2 separate regions of the Homo sapiens genome follow, and region 2 is linked to region 1. The links are chromatin loops, found by intact Hi-C in ENCODE. Cell type or tissue: gastrocnemius medialis. All regions are shown on one strand. Each heading gives the region's core, and the rest is flanking DNA. Links, peaks and the distances in the headings are about the cores only.

The links. Peaks named below come from ENCODE experiments on the same cell type or tissue, not always from the same donor. Only the 100,000 strongest peaks of a DNase experiment are listed, where the experiment ranks them.
Region 2: a loop joins it to region 1, with 1.9 times the contacts of the local background. A loop is called at or near these places in 5 of 110 quality-filtered maps.

The regions. Positions count from the first base shown.
Region 1 is chr12:95,782,250-95,787,249 of GRCh38, reverse strand. NTN4 (netrin 4) reads left to right here. Exons shown (of 10, transcript NM_021229.4): 2 at 1-311. Among named protein-coding and RNA genes, the nearest start is that of NTN4, 6.0 kb to the left of the region's middle. In gastrocnemius medialis, for the core only: no CTCF peak of the experiment used is centred there; a DNase peak (open chromatin) is centred at 2,739.
Region 2 is chr12:95,604,390-95,612,518 of GRCh38, reverse strand. No RefSeq gene overlaps it. Among named protein-coding and RNA genes, the nearest start is that of USP44, 57 kb to the right of the region's middle. RefSeq lists enhancers at 218-786, 787-1,355. In gastrocnemius medialis, for the core only: no CTCF peak of the experiment used is centred there; DNase peaks (open chromatin) are centred at 3,678 and 4,098; H3K27ac peaks cover 2,429 bases.

The DNA of each region.
Region 1 (5,000 bases), core at 1-5,000:
CTGCCATGGCAGACTCATCCTTCCGGTTTCCTCGCACATGGTGGCAGTCTGCGGAGGATGTGCACAGAGAAAAGATCCAGTTAGACCTGGAAGCTGAATTCTACTTCACTCACCTAATTGTGATGTTCAAGTCCCCCAGGCCGGCTGCCATGGTGCTGGACCGCTCCCAGGACTTTGGGAAAACATGGAAGCCTTATAAGTACTTTGCGACTAACTGCTCCGCTACATTTGGCCTGGAAGATGATGTTGTCAAGAAGGGCGCTATTTGTACTTCTAAATACTCCAGTCCTTTTCCATGCACTGGAGGAGAGGTAAGGGCACCTGTTTAACTCTACACTGTAAGTAAGATAGAAAAATGTTACCAGCCCGCATTTTTTTTTAAAGCATGAAGCTATACTTGTAGCAACATGAATGAAATTAGAATTTTTCATGAGATTTATTTGTCATAAATTATTTCTTACCCTTACATATGAATGTGTAGTCATTTTCAAGCAGATTGCCCACTGGCTGGGTTTAAGTCAGTATTCTAAGATTCAAATTTTTCACATATAAAAAAGAGCAGACACAAATCATCACTCTAGAGGCTCCTCATTGCTTCAGTTCTCGGGACTACTTACTGTGCTTCTGAAGGGGGAAGAGTTACTGAGACAGTCTGTTCCTGGAGCCCACACGGGTATCTTCCTGATAGTGTTAATATAAATAGGAAGTAAATAAAAACAAAGCCAAGAAAGAAAAAAAAATCTGTTTGACAGAAGGATACTTTTGTATGACAGTAGCAAACAAATGAAAGTAGTTTCTTTTAACATACAAAGGTTCTTCTGGGCTCACAGACACATGAATTTCAGCTTAGGCCATCTTAAACTCATTCTGCAAAACAGCCTCATTAGCTACTGATCCAATTTCTATGTGGAATGTTTTCTCTTTAATATTCCTTTCTCCTAAGGGAGAAACAGGTCTCTTTTTAGCTCTTCTTAACTTATGTGGCAATACCTTGAAAGGCTCCCCCCAACCCTCAGGTGTATGAGAACAGAGAAAACTGAATAAAAGCAGATTAAGAGAATATAATACTTCAATAAGTAGATGAAGAAATACTGATTCAGGAAAAAGAGAGGAGAGTATAATCATTCTAATTCTGGTCCATGTCATGAATATACAGACTAGATAAGTGGCTTTCAACTAGGGGTGATTTTTGGCTCCTCTTCCCTGGGGACATTGGGACACTTGGAAATATCTGGAGACATTTTTGCTAGGGGGAGGAACACCACTGGCATCTAGTGGGTGGAGGCCAGAGATGATGCTAAACCTCAGACGATGCACAAAATAGCGTTCCCCACCCCATCCCCAACCAAAAATTATCTAGCTCAAAATGTCAATGTACCGAGGTTGAGACAGCCTGGACGATTAGGCATATATCCAATACATGGATCACCATGGCTACAGAAACTAGGGTAAGCACTCTTCTAGCATCCTTTATATAACTATTCTCAGACTTCCCAGGTAGTTGTGTATAATCAGCATGTATTGACCCCCTCAGGCACTGTATTCAACGCTACTAATTCTGCTTTTGGTGTGGTATGGGGAGGTGCTTGCCAGGGGCCTGATGAAAAGGTTGGTTTGGGGCCTCCTTTCCCCACTTCCATAGATACATGGAGACTTTTGCCATGTCATTCAGCCGCTTCTTCTGTGTGCACCTTGAAGAGACCAGCAAGAATAGTGCTGCTGGCACCAGAACCAAGTAGGACATGGTGCAAGCAGCACACTGACTGTTTTCCATTCTTCATGGTCCCCAAAGTTGGCTGAATATTGTAAGCCCATTTGCAACCTGTCATGATGGACATTTTTAAAGATACCACGACAGGAAAGAGACAGATAAGTTAGTCTCATTGTTTTGTTATGTGGAGAACACTTTGTGCTGAAAACAAATGAATGGCTTGAACTCTCAAATTGCTTTGGAATTGATCCTCAGGCTCATATTGGCTCCTTACATCTCAGTGCTACTGGGCCTTGTGTATCTATGAAGTTGAAAAAATACAGTTTTAGTAACCAGATGGCAGGCATGCTCATTTAGCAAATATCACATTGAATTTATTGCAAATTTATTGCCACAGTCCAGCAATTATTTAAAGATGACTATAGTAATCTCTACTGGGCCTTGTTTATCTATGAAATTGCAAAAATACAGTCTGAGTAACCAGATGGCAGGCATGCTCATTTAGCAAATATCACGTTGAATTTATTGCAAATTTATTGCAACAGTCCAGCAATTATTTGGAGATGACTACAGTAACTTTGAACTAACCTATATGGAAATACAGTCTTGTCTTTTTTAAAACCAACTATTTATTGTCATCAATGTTTATATCAAATTCCAAGCAGATAGAGACTAACATTTATGTAAGTTATTTCAGTGTACAGATACCTTCTAAACCTAGTTCATAAGTGTTTTTAATTGTAGTTGTTATTTTAGCAGACTTTTTTTTTTTGAGACTGAGTCCCGCTCTGTCACCCAGGCTGGAGTGCAGTGGCACAATCTTGGCTCACTGAAGCCTCCGCTTCCTAGATTCAAGCAATTCTCCTGCCTCAGCCTCCTGAGTACCTGGGATTACAGGTGCACACCACCACATCCAGCTTTTTTTTGTATTTTTAGTAGACATGGGGTTTCACTATTTTGGCCAGGCTGGTCTTGAACTCCTGACCTAGTGATCCGCCCTCCTCGGCCTGCCAAAGTGCTGGGATTACAGGTGTGAGTCACTGCGCCCGGCCTCAGCAGACATATTTTAATGGTGAGAAAAGCATCAAGTGTGACCTAGTTCCCTCTAGAGCATTATTTGCAAGTGTAAAGTGTAAAGAAGTCATTATAGAATTTCTTCTTTACAGAGGACAGGTTTGAGAACTAATCTTTCTCTCCTGAGTTAAAGAATGGAAGAGTCTTTCTCTAACTCAAGGACTACAGGAAGCCTCCCCAGAAGTGATTATTGCCTTCCTCTCCCCTGTCATGTTAGAATATATATAAATCAGTGCAGTACTACAAATTTATTTCGCAGTTTCAACTCCATGTCACCAATTTCCATCTTTGAAAATTGTGTGCTCAGAAAAAGAAGCTAGTCAATCTAGTTTAAAAATAAGAAGTCTCAAATTTCATTTATGGCTTATTTGCAATATTATAGACCTATATTTTCCTCCATTCTATATAAGGCTTAAGACTTCTCTAGGTATTATCCTATTAATTAGGCTAACATAAATATATGCCAGACTCAATTTGTTTCCAATGTTCATTCAGAAATACTGCTTTGGGTTTTGAGAGCCTGGAGCTTCATGTCTAAAGAGTCAGCCACCTCCATCAACAGAGTGGAAGGCACCAGTCATCTGAAAGAGGACTTCAAAAACATGGGCCCAAAAATTCACCCAGAAGAACACTTTTTAAATAGACATTAAACCTGCTATATAGAAACTTCCTAAACTGCCCAGCTCTTTCAAAGAATGGGGTATGGCTATCCTAAAACGTGTCTCCTTCCTGGGAGATGAGATTGAGGCTTGAGCTAAAATGATTTGCCCAACAACATACCATTAGTTACGTGACAGAGCTAGGACTAAGTCACAAGTCTTCTGACCTGAAGTCTAGTATTTGTTCCATAAAATCAAGTTCTCTCCCTCTATTTGTGACCCTCAAGAACTACTGGTGGGGAATATCTTATATCTCCCTCCTCTCTCACTCTCTTAAAGCCATTTGCTGCTATTCATTTGGAGATGACATGAAGGTAAAATGGAATTTGCCAAACAGTTTTCTCCTGAGCAGTAATGTCCTCTGAGATGGCAGTGGTATACTGAGAATAAAAGATAGCATTGTTAACTTAGGCTGGGAAACACTGACTTGGTTTAACAAATTGAAACATTTATAAATACATTAATATTCTCATTATGTACCCTGTATCCCCAAATGGGAGATTTAGGATGTGACATTCCTGCACTTACTTGGCTATGAAACCCTCTTTTTGCAGAATTCGTTACTATCTTTCAGGACCCTAATGATCCACAGAGCGCAGCGTGGGAAATGCTGGGGTGGAGGTTTAAGTGCTCCCAAAACTCTGGTGAAAGGCACAGACAGGCCTGGGGCTAGGCATCCCTGGATATCAGGACTCTGTCCATTGGGAGCTTAGCCTCCTATTAGTTGGAGCAGTCAATAATAATAACCTTGAGGCTAAAAATGATAGGTTAATTAGGCTTTTTCAGGATGTAAAAGAAGCACTCTCAGATTACCTCTGGATACAGCAAACACAAGGAAGTGGGGAGATGTAGCAAACCGTCTTAGATGCCACACAGTCAGGCCTCATGACACTGGAATTGCGATGATCACTGTTAGGAAACAGCATCTGTTCCAGTGTGGCCCAAAAGTAACTCTAAAGGGATGTAGTTACTGTCTCCTTAGAAGGGAGCACGACTTGCTCCCTGCTCTATTAACTCTCTATTAAAAGAACTCTATTCAAAATTGGATAGCAACCAACCAAAGCACACAGATTTTTAAAATTTTTCTCCAGGGCATTATGAAAATGTACCATTCAAAGGCAGGACTGTAAAGTCAGAGTCAGCAGTACAGAGAAGCCAAGAACAGAGGGAGTAGCTGGGTCTCAAAGTAATCTTTGAATAGAAAAGGATTATTAGGCTGGGTACAGTGGCTCACGCCTGTAATCCCAGCACTTTGGGAGGCAGGCAGATCACCTAAGGTCAGGAGTTCAAGACCAGCCTGGCCAACATGGTGAAACCCTGTCTCTGCTAAAAATACAAAAAAGTTAGCCAGGTGTGGTGGCACACACCTGTAATCCCAGCTACTCGGGAAGCTGAGGCACGAGAATTGCTTGAACCTGGGAGGCGGAGGTTGCAGTGACCCGAGATCACGCCCCTGCACCTCAGCCTGGGCGACAGAGTGAGACTCTGTCTCAAAAAAAAGAAAAAAAAAAAGTAAAGGATTATTAAAGAGGGTAAGGCTCATGTCAGTTTTATTT
Region 2 (8,129 bases), core at 1,587-6,586, 180 kb after region 1:
AGGCTGAGGTTGCGGTGAGCCAAGATCACACCGTTGCACTCCAGCCTGGGCAACAAGAGCAAAACTCCATCTCAAAAAAAAGAAAGATAAATAAATGAATTAATTAATTAATTAAACTCCCCTTTTTCCGACAGTATAGCACAATAGCTTTTAGAGCTTCTGGCTAGGCTCAATGCAGAACAGCTTTTAATTATTTCTTGTCCACTACCTATGGATTACTCTCAAGATACTACCACTTCTAAAATAAGAATTGTTAGTAATTAATTATATTCACACAGCTGCATTTATGGACCTGTGTGTGTACTGTAAATGACTGAGGAATATAGCCATGCAATCTGTTCCCAAGGTCATGGCTTAATGACTAACACACCTGAGAATGCTTTATCAAATGTTTGCATAAGCCATTGTGTTTGGCATATCAGGAGGAGGTTTTCACTAGGCCAGCTGATTAGCATTCATTAAAATGAGAAAAGTATCTACTCTGCTTCTCAGACCTACTCTAACCAGCCTCAATTCTCGTCATTTACTTAATTGCTTCTTTCCTGATTTGCTATTAATTCCCAATCTATCTCTCATCACCCTACCACTTTTCTAAGGTCTTTGTCCCTACTTCCACCCTCCAGACACCTGCCCGAATGGCAGGAGTGATAACATCAAGCCTACAGCAGTAGGTGGATTGCTATGATGAGAACAACAGGGCATTCATTTAAGAGGGACTCCAAGCCATTTTGTTCCACAAATACATTTGCAATATTCACAAAATCAGCTTGGTGCAGTGGCTCACACCTGTAATCCCAGCACTTTAGGAGGCTGAGGCAGGTGTATCACTTGAGGTCAGGAGTTCGACACCAGCCTGACCAACATGGTGAAACCCCGTCTCTACTAAAAACACAAAATTAGCTGGGCATGCTGGTGCATGCCTGTAATCCCAGCTACTCGGAGGCTGAGGCAGGAGAATCGCTTGAACCTGGGAGGCAGAGGTTGCAGTGAACCATTGCACTCCAGCCTGGCCAACAAGAGTGAAACTCTGTCTCAAAAAAACAAAAAAAATTCACAAAATCACATACACACAACCACTGATAAAGCTTCATTTATTGGACAAGTCAAAACTATCTTTCACATTTTTTAAAAAGGAAGACTATTTTGTCAGGAGAATTATCTGTCATGTAGAAGCTGAAAGAAATTTTAGACTTGAAAATAACAATTTTGGGGGCCAGGCATGGTGGTTCATGCCTATAATCCCAGCACTTTGGGAGGCCAAGATGGGCAGATCACTTGAGCTCAGGAGTTGGAGACCAGCCTGACCAATATAGTGAAACCCCGTCTCTACATAAAATGCAAAAATTAGCTGGGGCATGGTGGCACATGCCTGCAGTCCCAGCTACTTGAGGGACTGAAGCGAGAGAATCCCTTGAGCCCAGGAGGCAGAGGTTGCAGTGAGCGAAGATAGCACCTGGGCAAAATCCCATCTCAAAAAAGAAAAAAAAAAAAAAGGAAAGAAGAAAGAAGAAGAAGAAAATAACAATTTTTAAATTATTTCACCAGTTAAAATTGAAGTAACTCTGGTCGCCGTAATCTTAGATTTAGGGGTTTATCCTAAGGAAATAATCAACATGCATTCAAAGATTTATGTTCAATGGTGTTCTGCTGAATGTTACTATAAAAAGAAAAAGTTGAACCCAATCTGAATGTCCAACAATAGAAATTTTGTTTAATAAATTGTGGTATGTTCATTTGATTAAGCTTCAAAATCATGTAAGCAAATAATATTTAAAGAAATAATAAAATGTATAAAATATCAACATATGGTGGGAGGAAGAGCAGATAGTAAAACGTGAGTTTATGCTGATTTTGATGTCAAAATGTTCTAATTATCAGAAGTAATTATCTGATGCAATTTCAGGGTTTTTTTTTTTCCAAATTTTCTATAATAAGCATTATTTTATTTAAATACATATGCACACATATATTTTTATTTTAAAAGAAAAGGGTGAAAAAAACGGTAGGTATAGTTGTTGAAACACTAAAAAATAATTTCATCATGAAAGTATACTTTGGTTCCTAAATCAATTTAATTTGAAATCAGTGTAAATGTAAGTTTCCACATTTTTAAATTTTGACTACTCAGTGCATACAAATTATTATTCAGAGCACTAACTTAGCTATCACAAAATGTTTAAGCCATGTTATTTGCATAAACACATGGATAATATTCTTCTGTTGTTTTTATCCCATCTGCTTTTTTTTTTTTTTTTTTGAGACAGAGTCTCGCTCTGTTGCCCAGTCATGAGTGCAGTGGCGCGATCTCGGCTCACTGCAAGCTCCGCCTCCCGGGTTCACGCCATTCTCCTGCCTCAGCCTCCCAAGTAGCTGGGACTACAGGCGCCTGACACCACGCCCGGCTAATTTTTTTTGTATTTTTAGTAGAGACGGGGTTTCACCGTGTTAGCCAGGATGGTCTCAATTTCCTGACCTCGTGATCCGCCCGCCTCGGCCTCCCAAAGTGCTGGGATTACAGGCGTGAGCCACTGCGCCCGGCCTATCCCATCTGTTTTTCTTATTGCTTTAGAAACATGAGAATAATAAAAAGAAAGACACTATGACATTCAGTACTAAATAAATGATAATATGCATGCTAAGCAGCCTACTCATAATAATAATGTTTCTTTTGTAGAAAAAGATACATTTTGAGTCAATTACTCATAACTAGTAAATGACCTGATTGCTGCTAAGTACTGATACGACTCATATTTTCCAAGATCCTATATTATCTGTGTTTATACTAAATGATGTCACCTTATATATTCTTTTTTTTGAGACAAAGTTTCACTCTTGTTGCCCAAACTGGAGTGCAGTAGTGCGATCTTTGCTCACTGCAACCTCTGCCTCCCTCCTGTCTCAGCCTACCAAGTAGCTGGAATTACAGGCATGTGCCACCATATCCGGCTAATTTTGTTTTTGTTTTTGTTTTGTTTTTTGTAGAAATGGGGTTTCACCATGTTGGTCAGGCTGTTCTCAAACTGCTGACCTCAAGTGATCGGCCCACCTCAGCCTCCCAAAGTGCTGGGATTACAGGTGTGAGCCACTGTGCCCAGCCTTATATAATTCTTTAGGCTATAAATTACTAACTCTAAAAATTATCAAAAGGAGAGTTAGAGCTTTTTATACATAACTCCTCAAGATTCTTAGTCTTTTAGACACAGCAAAAGAGGAATAAAAATTTTCAAACAAATAGTTGAAAGTGTTCACTGTGGGAATCCTTTTTTGGTTTGTCCGTTTGAGACAGTCTTGCTCCATTGCCCAGGCTGGAGTGCAGCGGCAAAATCTTGGCTCACTGCAACCTCCACCTCCCAGGTTCAAGCCATCCTCCTGCCTCAGCCTCCTGAGTAGCTGGGATTACAGACGCCTGCCACCAAGCCTGGCTATTTTGGATTTTTAGTAGAGACGGGAGTTTCACCATGTTGGCCAGGCTGGTCTTGAACTCCTGATCTCAAGCAATCCACCCTCCTCAGCCTCCAGAAGAGCTGGGATTACAGGCGTGAGCCACTATGCCCAGCCAACTGTGAGAATTCTTAATAGCCCATCTCTTCATGGGAGTTTTGCCTTTAAAAACACAGATAAATCACAGAAAAAAGCACCATTCATCTAATTATTCCAAAGAGGATGGGTCAGAGGAAGGAAAGGGAAAGCTTTTACGCAGCAGCTTGGCTTTGAGCCTTCATGTGTTTTTCGTCTGAAAAGGATCCCACTGTTTTTGGGACATAACAACATGACTAGTTTGAACACACCCAGGAAACAGTATTCCTCTGACAAGGTATTTAAAAGATTAGTGCCAGATATTGAAAGGTAGGTGTGAGTGTGAAGGCTGAGCTCAGTTGGTTTAATCGTGGGTCTTTAAATTGAGCCATCAGATAATAATATTTTTCTCCAGTCATCTAAGCAACATAAGACAAAAAGGGCAGGGAAGCTTAAAAGAGCTACTCAGAAGAACAAAATTAGAGCTGTGAGTCAACTATTTGCACATTGCAAATGTACTTCACCCACATTAACACAACATTACGCCTGGCGGTAAAGCCTGCCAACCTTGAGGCTGTGAGCCTGTTATAAGTAGTGGTTAAAGGAGCCGGCCAGATGCGGTGGCTCACGTTTGTAATCCCAGCACTTTGAGAGGCCGAGGTGGGTGGATCACGAGGTCAGGAGTTCGAGGCCAGCCTGACCAACACGGTAGAACCCCATCTCTACTAAAAATATAAAAATTAGCTGGGCATGGTGGCACGCACCTGTAATCCCAGCTACTCAGGAAGTTGAGGCAGGAGAATCACTTGAATCCAGGAAGCAGAGGTTGTAGTAGTGAGCCGAGATCGCGCCATTGCGCTCCAGCCTGGGCGACAGAGTAAAGACTCCAACTCAAAAAAAAAAAAAAAAAAAAAAAAAAAAGGCCAAAGAAGTTGACAATGTGCTTTAAAATGTCCCAAAATGCACTGTTCTTCCAAGCGAAGAGGGAGCACCTGACTTTTGGATTACCTGTCTCATAAACCTACTGTATAAACTCCTAACTTGGAATCTCTTAGTATATCAATGCTATTGTAACTGGAAAGGGTTTCCCAGATAAAAAGCAAACATGGTTCAAGGTTGAGACCTTATTAGCATTTCCAAAGAGCTGTGAAAAGCCTCTAAACTCTCTCCCCTGCCAAGTAAATTTTGTTTTGCTGAGCTTTGGCACAGTTCCTCTGTTGTCATGGGGGGGGGGGCATTATTGTCACAGCTGTCTCGGGGGTGCTGCCTTGAATACATTTCGAAAATAACACACGAATAAGGAACATGACATTGGCTATATCAAAAGAGTTTTATAAGACAATCACACCTGCTACTGCAAAACTCCAAACTGGCAGTATAAACATCACTTTGCACTTATTTAAAATTATGGGACCAAAAGATGACATTAGGTAAATGAATAAATAATTAGGTAAATAAATGTTCTTAGAGACAAGAACTTAAAGAATAAGTTAGAGAACTTAGAGGTAAGAATTTAGAGAATAACTACTTATTAGGTAAATAAATAAACACAGATGCCTTTGCTAAAACGACTAAGGAAAGCAGAGAAGATACTTGGAAGATATATTTTTAATGTGAACAATTAATGTAAACTTTCTCAAAAACAACTGTAATCCATTCTTTCCAACTGCTTCATTCAGTAAATTTCTTCTTCAAAATGACCAATTATTTTGTTTTGATTATCTTGCTCTGTAGAAAATAGTGGACTGTCATCAATATGAAAAGAATTTCACTATTCTTCTTAATTTTATGTTGATGATAAATTTAAAAGGTGGTTAGGGAAGTTGACAATAGCACATGCAATGCCTTGAATGATGGGCAAAGTGTGAATACGTTATGCAATATATGGAAATTTTCTTTACAAGTATACTGCCTTTAGGATATTTATGTTTAACCAGAATTGCAGGTTGGAACCTGCAACTAACTTGCATTTAGTGAAATTCAAGTTATTTATTATATCCTTACTAGTGAAAAACTGGCTCTGAGGTCATTTAACATCTCCTAAATGTCAAGAGGTCATTCAACTTCTTTACAATGACTTCAGGTTAACAACAAAAGCAAAGAAACGTTATCTTTGGTTGCTGCTTCCAACTGGCATCTTCAGAATCAAGGGATATAGTGCCACATCAGTACCATGTCAGACTTGCTACAGGATTTTGAAAAGATGAGTTTCCCAATCATCACTCTTTTTTCTAGAACTAGATTAGTGACTAAAATAAAGTAATAACACTCCCAGGGAACTGTGATCATCCATATTTAGATACTTCTCACCAGAAGATACAGTTGCATTACGATATTGGTTTGAACACCTTAACAGAATCCAAAATAACAGTGACTTACATAAGAGTTAAAAACTTATTTCTCAGGCTGGGCACAGTGGCTCATGCCTGTAATCCCAGCACTTGAGGAGGCTGAGAAAGGAAGACTGCTTGAGCCCAGGAGTTCAAGACCAGCCTGGGCAACATGGTGATACACTGTCTCTACAAAAAATTTTTAAAATAAAAAATCAGCCAGGCATGGTGGCATATGCCTGTAGTCCCACCTACTTGGGAAGCTGAGGTGGGAGGATCACCTGAGCCAAGGGAGGTTGAGGCTACGGTGGGCTATGATCCTGCCACTGCACTCCAGCCTGGACAACAGTGTGAGATCCTGTCAAAAACAAAAAACAAAACAAACAAAAAAAAACAAAAACAAAACGCCTTATTTTTCCTTCACATAGACATCTGAGTTAGTAGGTGATCTGGAATGTAGGGCAGTTCTCTTTCCAGGGCATCCAGAGAACCAGAGTTCATGAATGTTATTGTTCCACCAGAGCAGAGATACAGAGATAAACAAACTATAGTTAGCAGGCACCGGTTTTGGCAAATAAAATTTTACTGGAATACGGCCACATCCATTGTAGAAGTCTTGTCAATGGCTGCTTTGGAGCTACAAGGTCAGAATTGAGTCACTGGGACAGAGACCCTATGACTTTCATGGCAAAATATTTCCTATCTGGCTCTAAGAAAATGTTTACTTGGCTGGGCATGGTGGCTCACACCATAATCCCAGAACTTTAGGAGACCGAGGTGGGTGGATTGCTTGAGGAGTTCCAGATCAGCCTGGGTAACATGGCAAAACCCCACCTCTACAAAAATTAAAAAATTAGCTGGGGCCAGGCGCAGTGGCTCACACCTGTAATCCCAGCACTTGGGAGGCTGAGGCCAGATCACTTGAGGCCAGGAGTTCAAGATCAGCCTGGCCAACATGGTGAGCCCCCTCTCTACTAAAAATACAAAAATTAGGCGGGCATGGTGGCACATGCCTGTAGTCCCAGTTAGTTGGGAGGCTGAGACATGAGAATCCCTTGAACCCAGGAGGCAGAGGTTGCACTGAGCCACGATCACACCACTGCACTCCAGCCTAGGCAACACAGCAAGACTGTCTCAAATTAAAAAAAAAAAAAAGAGAGAGAGAGAGAGATTGAGAGAACGGATATCAGAGGCCAATTAGCAGGTTCTATAGACCACCTTTCTGGCCACCCAAGAATCAATGCATACCCTTCTGAGACATAAGAACACATTCATCTCCTTCCCAAGGAAACCAATCCAAAGTCCTACCCAGTTACCTCGCAGAGTCCAAGACCTCTCCATCGAGTTTGGATGTGGTTCCTTTTGGAGAAGTGACTCATCTACTAAACATCCACTCTCCACTTCTGTGACAAAGACAGGATAACCACAAGTAAAACTCCAGGTCAGACAAGGGAAGAATGGGAAACATACAGCTGTCACTCATCCTCAGCAACTGTAAAATCCTAATGAGCAGAAGCTGCAAAGATTCCCTGTCCTGGCAGAGAGTAAGTTCCTTGGTTGACCCACATGATCACCCCCAATTCTGTTGTCTGGGAGGATCTTTTGTGTCCATTATTCTCTATAGCAGCATCTGGGTCAGTATTGGAAACTACATCCTTCTTATTTTATTTATTTTTTAGAGACAGAGTCTTGTTCTGTCACCCAGGCTGGAGTGCAGTGGTGCCATCTCGGCTCACTGTAACATGTGCCTCCCGGGTTCAAGAGATTCTCCTGTCTCAGCCTCCTGAGTAGCTGGGATTACAGGTGCCTGCCACCATGCCCAGTTAATTTTTTCATTTTTAGTAGAGACGGGGTTTCACCATGTTGGTCAGGCTGGTCTCAAACTCCTGACCTCGTGATCTGCCCGCCTTGGCCTCCCAAAGTGCTGGGATTACAGGCGTGAGCCACTGCGCCTGGCAGACTTCCTCATTTTTAAAGTCAGTTTGAGTTGCACATTCCATTAACTGCATCGACATCAAGCTTTTATTAAGTAACTACTGCTGGGCACAGTGGCTCACGCCTGTAATCCCAGCCCTTTGGGAAGCTGAGGCAAGCAGATTACTCGAGCTCAGGCATTTGAGACTAGCCTGGGCAATATGACAAAACACTGTCTCTATAAAAAATATAAAAACTAGCCAGGTGTGGTGGCACAAGCCCGTGGTCCCAGCTATTCGGGAGGCTGAAGTGGGAGGATTTCTTGAGCCAAGGAGGTCGAGGCTACAGTGAGCCAAGATCACACCACTG